2 separate regions of the Homo sapiens genome follow, and region 1 is linked to region 2. Evidence: chromatin contacts called from ENCODE Hi-C or POLR2A ChIA-PET data. All regions are on one chromosome and are shown on one strand. Each heading gives the region's core, a stretch centred on a gene start or an enhancer-like site at or near the end of the contact. The rest is flanking DNA. Distances are from core to core; before and after follow the strand shown. Region 1 has its middle 26 kb from the start of HLA-DQB1. Region 2 holds the start of HLA-DRB5 (major histocompatibility complex, class II, DR beta 5).

Region 1 (4,066 bases), core at 1,437-3,936, 160 kb before region 2:
AGATATTTTCTTCCATTCTGTGGGTTGTCTCTTCACTTTGTTGATTGTATCCTTTGTGTTCAGAAGCTTTTTAACTTGATGTAATCCCATTTCTCCATTGGTGCTTTGGTTGCTTGTGTTTGTAGAGTATCACTCAGGAAATTTTTGCCTAGACCAATGTCCTGGAGATTTTCCCTAATGTTTTCTTGTAGTAGTTTCATGGTTTGAGGTCTTAGATTTAAGTCCTTAATCCATTTTGATTTGATTTTTGTATATGATGAGAGAAACGAGTCTAGTTTTATTCTTCTGCATATGAATATCCAGTTTTCCCAGCATCACTTATTGCAGAGACTGTCTTTTCCCCAGTGTATGTTTTTGGCACTTTTGTCAAAAATGAGTGCACTGTAGGCTTGTGGATTTGCTTCTGGGTTCTCTAGTCCATTCCACTGGTCTATACGTCTGTTTTTATGCCAGTACCATGCTGTTTTGGTTACCATAGCTCTGTAGCATAATTTGAAGTCAGTAATGTGATTCTTCTAGTTTTATTCTTTTTGCTTAGGATGGCTTTAGCTATTCTGAGTCTTGTGGTTCCATATAATTTTAAGATTTTTTTCCATTTCTGTGAGAAATGTCATTGGTTGTTTGATAGTGATTGTGTTGAATCTGTAGATTGCTTTGGGTAGTATGGACATTTTAACACTATTGATTCTTCCAAGCCATGAACATGGAACATGTTTCCTTTTTTTATTATAAAAAAATTTCTTGTATTATAGAGATTTCTTATTCTCAATTTCCTTTATTATAGAATTATAATAGAATACAGAATTTATTATAAAAAATTCTTTTATTATAGAGATTTCTTATTCCTCAATTTCTTTTATTATAGAGATTTTTCACTTCATTGGTCAAGTTAATTCCTAGGTATTTCATTTTGTGTGTGGCTATTTTAAATAGAATTACTTTTTAAATTTCTTTTTCACATTGTTCACTATTGGCATATAGAAATTCTACTGATTTTATGTGCTGATTTTCTATCCTGGAACTTTATTGAATTTATCAGTTCTAATAGTATTCTTGTGGAGTCTTTAAGTTTTTATAAATATAGGAGCATATCCTCTGCAAACAAGGATAATTTGACTTCTTCCTTTTAAATTTGGATGCCATTTATATCTTTCTCTTGTCTAATTGCTCTAGCTAGGACTTCCAGTACTATGTTGAATAACAGTGGTGACAGTGGCATCCTTGTCATGTTCCAGATCTTAGAAAAAAGACTTTCAGTTTTTCCCCATTCAGTATGATACTAGCTGTGGGTCTGTCATATATGGCTTTTATTATGTTGAAGTATGTTCTTTATATCCCCAGTTTTTGAGAATTTTTAACATGAAATGATGTTAAATTTTATCAAATGCTTTTTTCAGCATCAATTAAAATGAACATTTTATTTTTATCTTCATTGTGTTGATGTGATGTATCACGTTAATTTGTGTATGTTGAACCATCCTTGCATCCCAGCGATAAATCCCACTTGATTGTTATGAGTGATCTTTCTGATGTATTGTTTAATTCAGTTTACTAATATTTTGTTGAGGATTTTTGCATCAATATTCATCAGAGATATTGGCCTACAGGTTTTTTTTATGTGTCTTTGTCTGGTTTTGGTATCAAGGTAATACTGGGCTCATAGAATGAGTTTAGAAGTATTCCCTCATAAAATACTTGTAGAAGTATTCCCTCCTTCTCTATTTTTTGGAATAATTTGAGTAGGATTGGTATTAGTTCTTCTTTGAATGTTTGGTAGCATTCAGCAGTGAAGTCATCAGGTCCTGGAATTTATTTACTGGTAGACTGTTTATTGTGACTTTGATCTTGTTGTTATTGATCTTTTTAGGTTTTGAGTTATTTCCTGTTTTAATCTTGGTAGGTTGCATGTGTCTAGGACTTTGTCCATTTCTTCTAGGTTTTCCAATTTATAGCATATAGTTGCTCATAGTAGCCACTAATGATCCTTTGAATTTCTGCAGTATCAGTTGTAATGTCTCCTTTTCCATTTATGATTTTATTTATCTGGATCTTCTCTCTTTTTTTCTTAGTTTGTCTTGCTAAAGGTTTGTCAATTTTGTTTAACTTTTCAAAAAAGCAAATTTTTGTTTCATAGATCTTTTGTATTTTTTTCAATTTCATTTATTTCCACTCTGATCTTTACTTTTTCTTTTCTTCAACTAATTTTTGCTTTGGTTTCCTCTTGCTTTTCTAGTTTTTAAGATGCATCATTAGATTGCTAATTTAAAGTTTCTCCTTTTCTGATGTAGGCACTTATAGCTATAAACTTCCTCCTTATTACTGCTTTTGCTGTATCCCATGGGTTTTGGTATGTTGTGTTTTCATTGTCATTTGTTTCAATAAATGTTTCAATTTCCCTCTTAATTTCTTCATTGACCCACTGGTCATTCAGGAGCATATTGTTTAATTTCCATGTATTTTTATAGTTTCCCAAATTTCTCTTCTTATTAATTTCCAGTTTTATTCAACTGGGTTCAGAGAAGATGCTTGAGCAATTTGAGAGGCCAAGGTGGGAGGATTGCTTGAGCTCAGGAGTATGAAACCAGCCTAGGCAACATAGGGAGACCCAGAAGCAGTTCAAATGGGATTGAAAACCATGTACCTGTTGCCTGGACTGTAGAGGGCGTTGCAAGCCTGGTGGAGGTGAGCAAAGGGAGAGATTAGATAAAGCTGAGTACCCAACTTCCAGAGTTGCATATATCATTGAGACCAATAGTTCCACATACAGATTTCATTTAACATCTGTATTTTTAAAGTCAATCACAATAGACTTGTCAGACCATCTTAGAATTATAACCAAGAACAGAAGAAAACAAGATCACTTTTATTGTATTTTAGAACCTTGGGTGACAGTTGATATTGGGAGGGCTTCAAAGCTATAAATGTAGATATAAATAAAAACATAAACAGATTTAGAGGTTTTAGATCACAGTGAATGTGCTAATTTGTAACTCCTTTTAAATTTAACATATGGTAAACAACTCTATTTTGTCATTAAATATCTTTCTAAAACATTGTTTTGAAGGACTGTATATAATTGTGTCATAGTTTGTTACCTAATTATTTAAATTTTGAGGCCAGGTGCAGTGGCTCACACCTGTAATCCCAGCACTTTGGGAGGCCGAGGAGGGCAGATCACCTGAGGTCAGGAGTTCGAGACCAGCCTGGCCACATGGTGAAACCCCGTCTCTACTAAAAATACAAAAATTAGCCAAGCATGGTGGCAGGTGCCTGTAATCCTAGCTACTCGGGAGGCTGAGGAAGGAGAATCGCTTGAACCCAAGAGGCGGAGGTTGCAGTGAGCTGAGATCAAGCCATTGCACTCCAGCCTGGGGGACAAAAGCAAGACTTTGTCTCAAAAAAAAAAATTTTTTTTTTTTTTTGAGTACAGATGGGAATTGACTGAAAGCATTTTTACTGAATTGTTGGTTCTCAACTCCCCTCCTACTCCTACATCTTGGCTCTACTTCCCAACTACAAAATGGAAAGTTTCCTTTTTGGATATATGAGTACACAAAAAAGGAGAATCTTCACATTATGGTGTGTCCAGTCTCTTTTTACATTCCATTTTGTTTTTATTTTATAGAGGTAATATTTTTATAGCCTCATGTAGATTTTTTCATTTTAGTTTGTAAAAAAGAACAATGAGAACACTTGGACACAGGAAGGGGAACATCACACACATGGGGGCCTGTTGTGGGGAGGGGGGAGGAGGGAGGGATAGCATTAGGAGATATACTTAATGTAAATGATGAGTTAATGGGTGCAGCACACCAACATGGCACATGTATACATATGTAACAAACCTGCACGTTGTGTACATGTACCCTAGAACTTAAAGTATAATAAAACATATATATTAAAAAAATAATAAATAAATAAATAAGTCAGCCACTGCACCTGGACAACTATTCTGCTCAAAAAAAAAAAATAAAAAAGTAAACTTAAAGAAAACTTGCAATAAGAATAGTATTTTGTACTTATATATTTTTTTTCCTGAAATTGCACTCATCAGAACTCTTTATCC
Region 2 (5,111 bases), core at 1,358-3,857:
AACAAAGGTCTCTGGCTTTTCGAGGCAGAGGGCCCTGCCGCCTTTGGCAGTGTTTGTGTCCCTGGGTACTTGAGATTAGGGAGTGGTGATGACTCTTAACAAGCATGCTGCCTTCAAGCATCTGTTTAACAAAGCACATCTTGCACCGCCCTTAATCCATTTAACCCTTAGTGGACACAGCACATGTTTCAGAGAGCACGGGGTTGGGAGTAAGGTTATAGATTAACAGCATCCCAAGGCAGAAGAATTTTTCCTAGTACAGAACAAAATGGAGTCTCCTATGTCTACTTCTTTCTACACAGACACAATAACAATCTGATCCTCTTTCTTTTCCCCACATTTCCCTCTTTTCTATTAAACAAAACCGCCATTGTCATCATGGCCCGTTCTCAATGAGCTGTTGGGTACACCTCCCAGAAGGGGTGGCAGCCGGGCAGAGGGGCTCCTCACTTCCAAGACGGGGTAGCCGGGCAGAGGCGCCCCCCACCTCCCAGACGGGGCGGCTGCCGGGCGGAGACGCTCCTCACTTCCCAGACGGGGCGGCTGCAGGGCGGAGGGGCTCCTCACTTCCCAAATGGGGTGGCTGCTGGGCGGAGGGGTTCCTCACTTCTCAGACTGGGCGGCCGGGGCAGAGGGGCTCCTCACATCCCAGACGGGGTGGCAGCGGGGCAGAGACACTCCTCAGTTCCCAGACGGGGTCACGGCCGGGCAGAGGCGCTCTTCACATCTCAGACGGGGCGGCGGGGCAGAGGTGCTCCCCACATCTCAGACGATGGGCAGCAGGGCAGAGACGCTCCTCACTTCTTAGACGGGATGACGGCCGGGAAGAGGCTCTCCTCACTTCCCAGACTGGGCGGCCGGGCAGAGGGGCTCCTCACATCCCAGACGATGGGTGGCCAGGCAGAGATGCTCCTCACTTCCTAGATGGGGTGGCGGCCGGGCAGAGGCTGCAATCTCGGCACTTTGGGAGGCCAAGGCAGGCGGCTGGGAGGTGGAGGTTGTAGCGAGCTGAGATCACACCACTGCACTCCAGCCTGGGCAACATTGAGCACTGAGTGAGCGAGACTCCGTCTGCAATCCCGGCACCTCGGGAGGCCGAGGCTGGCAGATCACTGGCGGTCAGGAGCTGGAGTCCAGCCCGGCCAACACGGCAAAACCCCGTCTCCACCAAAAAATGCGAAAACCAGTCAGGTGTGGCGGTGCGCGCCTGCAATCCCAGGCACTCGGCAGGCTGAGGCAGGAGAATCAGGCAGGGAGGTTGCAGTGAGCCGAGATGGCTGCAGTACAGTCCAGCCTTGGCTCGGCATCAGAGGGAGACCGTGCAAAGAGGGAGAGGGAGAGGGGGAGGGGGAGGGGGAGGGTATTAATTATTTTAAAACAGAATTGTGGCCAGGCACGATGGCTCATGCCTGTAGCCCCAGCAGTTGGGGAGGCCAAGGCAGGCAGAACACGAGGTTAGGAGATCGAGACCATCCTGGCTAACACGGTGAAACCCCATCTCCACTAAAAATACAAAGAATTAGCCGAGCGTGGTGGCACATGTCTGTCGTCAGAGTTACTCAGGAGGCTGAGGCAGGAGAATCATTTGAACTGAGGAGGCGGAGGTTGCAGTGAGCCAAGATCGCACCACTGCACTCTAGCCTGGGTAACAGAGCAAGACTCCGCCTCAAAAAAAAAGAAAAGATAGTTGCTCTGTGAACAGCTGACTTTCACAGTCTTCGATCGATCTCTCAGACCCACGAATACTTGGACTGCACAGTTGACCTTATCACATTGTTAGGGTAAATGCCATACAAAGGCACCTTCAGACCCTCCATTGCACATAGGTGGCCCCTGCAAGCCCCTTGCCTGTGTGTGTTCTGGAGGTGCCACTGAACTTGGGGACAGCATCAGGAGACACACTTGAAAAAGATATTTTTACTCAGATTAAATTATTAACAAACTTTCAATTTCCTTTAACTTATTAAAGACATCCCTACCTGTAAATAGGTACGGATTAAGCTCTCTAGTCAATAGCTGTCATTCTGTCATATTATCAGATACCCGGGGCTGCTGCTCCTTCAGGCGTCCACAGAATCACAGCATTGTCCAGTATTGAAAGACCTGAAAGATTGCAGTGCCTTCATTTCAACTGTGAGACATGAAATAATTTTCCCAAATCTACAACATTAAGATACGGTGCAATAAGGACCAGATTAAAGGTCTCCAATTTACAACCATGTTCCCTCCATCTCCTTTACTCCTAAACACACTCACACACTCACTTCTGCAAACAATTGTCTTGTCAAGTGGGAAATGAATGCTCTTACAAGGCTCAAACTTGTGAACACATCACTGACCAGCACAGAGCTGGCTCACGATAGGGACCCAGTTAAAGTGTTTTACGTGCAACTGGATCAAATCTTTCAAGTACTAATTTAAAACAATCCTTTAAATAAGGAAATTCTGTTTCAGAAGAGGACCTTCATACAGCATCTCTGACCAGCAACTGATGATACTATTGAACTCAGATGCTGATTGGTTCTCCAACACGAGAGTACCCAAACCAGGAGGAAGGAAATCAGTAACTTCCTCCCCATAATTTGGAATGTGGGTGGAGGGGGATCATAGTTCTCCCTGAGTGAGACTTGCCTGCTCCTCTGGCCCCTGGTCCTGTCCTGTTCTCCAGCATGGTGTGTCTGAAGCTCCCTGGAGGTTCCTACATGGCAAAGCTGACAGTGACACTGATGGTGCTGAGCTCCCCACTGGCTTTGGCTGGGGACACCCGACGTAAGTGCACATTGTGGGTGCTGAGCTACTATGGGGTGGGGAAAATAGGGAGTTTTGTTAACATTGTGCCCAGGCCAGGTGCCTTAAGAAATTGTGACATTTTCTTCAGAGATTGCCCATCTTTATCATGGGATCCCAAATTATTTCCTCCACAAAAGGAGCTTGACTACTTGCCCTCTCCATGAGACTGTGTAAGGGGCCTCCATACAGGTCATTTCTTCTCAAATCTCCACCAATGAAACCTTTTCATCACATGTCCTCAGGGTCTTTAGAGGATTTAGAAATAAGGATGCTAAAATAAATTCCCCATACAGCACTTCCCTTTATTATGTTGACCTATGTCAGACAAAACGAGTTTTTTTCTGAAAATTTTGTGGGAGTCAAGGGAATTCAAAGGGTCTCTCCTAGACAATCCTGTGTTATGCCCTTGACAGAACCTGTGATATTGGCTCCTCTTCCTCATATGTGAGAATGGACCCAGTGGCCTCCCCATTACCTCCTTTCTTTTCTTTCTGAACTCCAATGTTTACCCTGTAATGTATGCAAGGTCTCTGACAGAAGTTATGCTTAGTGCTTTTTCTTATGGGGAAAAATCCTTGGAGCTGAAGCTGAGATCTTTAGTATGTGGAGTCACCCTACAGTTAAAGGGCATCTATGAGGTATTCTTTGGTGCCTAAAGGACTTAAGGCATCCTCTAAAAACCTGGCCCAGGTTAGAGTTTATTACAAATCTTTTTTAACCTTTCTATACTATTTGCTCCTATATCTCCTACATGCTCTAACTAGACATGACAGGAAGAGATTCAACTAACATAGGACAAATTATATGAAATTCTATTTTTGTAAGTCAAAAATAGTCAAATATCAGAAATTTGATAAGGTTAAAACTATATACTCTGTGTGGGGTTACAGAGAGAATGTGGACATTGTTCACATCTCATAGGGCTGAAAGTTAATGATCAAGTCCTGGGAACTCATTGTCTTACTGGGGTCTTGTCCTAAATTTCATAGGTTCACCCGTCATGCCCTCAGCTTTCCTTAATTAGCCATGTCTGCTTACCTCTTCCTCCAGTTTCTCTCTATTTTTCCCCAGCTATGTTGTCATCATATCCAGAAATCCCTAAAGCTTGCACAGATCCTTAGCACTATGAGATCCATTGAAAGAGATAATTTTTTTCTTTTTGAGATAGGGCCTGGCTCTGTCACCCAGGCTGTAATGCAGTGGTCCGATCTAGGCTCACTGCAACCTCTGCCTCCAAGACTCAAGCTATCCTTCCTCCTCAGCCTCCAGAGCAGCGGAGACTACAAGCCCAACTAATTTTGTTGGAGATGAGATTTCTGCCATGTTGCCCAGGGTGGTCTTAAACTCCTGGACTCAAACAATCCTCCTGCCTTGGCCTCCCAGCATGCTAGGATTGTAGGTGTAAGCCACCGCACCCAGGCACGGTGAATTCATTGCCCAGGCAATGAATCTCAATGAAAAATTTCTTTTTTCTTAAATCACTGTTTCTTTATCTGTGAATTCTTCTTCCAATTAGAAGGAGGAGAAAGAAGAAATTTGCCTGTATTTCTCACCGGGAGGAGAAGGATTCTAGTGTGACATCAAATTGAAAGAGTGCTGGAGCTCGAGCCCCTTCTTGCTTTCCAGGATCCTTGCAGTGATCAGTTCCCAGAACCATGGTTTATTAATATAAACCACAGTTATTTTTATCAGCAGCTACTCTGTACTGGGCTCCCTTCTAGGTTCAAATCATTCTATTTGAGTAAGATAGAGAGGGTCCCGACTCTCAAGGTTACACAAGAGTGGAGGAGACAGACACTAACCCAATAAGCATTTAACAAAGAAGAAAATTTCAGAGAGTCATAGTGCACTGAAGAAAAGACATCAGGTTTGTGGAAAAGAGAGAAATGGATTCACCTACTTTAGTTCATATGTCTAGAGAGCCCTACTTGAGAAAGTGACATCCAGCTGAGAAAACAAAATAAGTAGACAGTCGTGAAGATCTAAGGGACGAAAGTTCCAGGGAGACCGAATTGGGGGGGAAGCCCTGGTGTGGGAAATTATGTGCAGGGACAGAAAGAAGGCTAGAGGGACTGAAGTGAGCAAGCAAGGAAATGCAGTGGCAGAAGATGAGGTAGGATGCAGAGAGGAAGTCGGGAGCCTCATATCAGGCTCTGATGTCCATGGTAAGAAACTTGAATTTTATTTTATTTTATTAATTTATTTATTTATCTTATTTATTTTTGAGAGGGAGTTTCATTCTTGTTGCCCAGGCTGGAGTGCAATGGCATGGTCTCAGCTCACTGCAACCTCTGCCTCCCGGGTTCAAGTGATTCTCTTGC

Evidence for each region. Hi-C counts contacts between places; a loop is a spot of excess contacts on that map. ChIA-PET counts read pairs that join two places held with the same protein, here RNA polymerase II (POLR2A). Pooled maps may share reads with other maps.
Region 1: a loop to region 2 is called in a map with no recorded cell type, with 4 times the contacts of the local background. The contact joins the enhancer-like site here to the promoter of HLA-DRB5 in region 2. A Hi-C loop is called at or near these places in 6 of 37 single-sample maps with no recorded cell type and 3 of 50 pooled maps. POLR2A ChIA-PET finds 5 or more read pairs at or near these places in 2 of 52 experiments (OCI-LY7 and activated B cell).

The regions. Positions count from the first base shown.
Region 1 is chr6:32,690,816-32,694,881 of GRCh38, reverse strand. No RefSeq gene overlaps it. Among named protein-coding and RNA genes, the nearest start is that of HLA-DQB1, 26 kb to the right of the region's middle. Within about 2 kb of position 2,686, at least 2 of the 41 ENCODE cell types and tissues checked have a DNase peak (open chromatin) inside an H3K27ac peak, as active enhancers do.
Region 2 is chr6:32,527,783-32,532,893 of GRCh38, reverse strand. HLA-DRB5 (major histocompatibility complex, class II, DR beta 5) reads left to right here and starts at 2,607. Exons shown (of 6, transcript NM_002125.4): 1 at 2,607-2,769. The coding sequence starts at 2,670.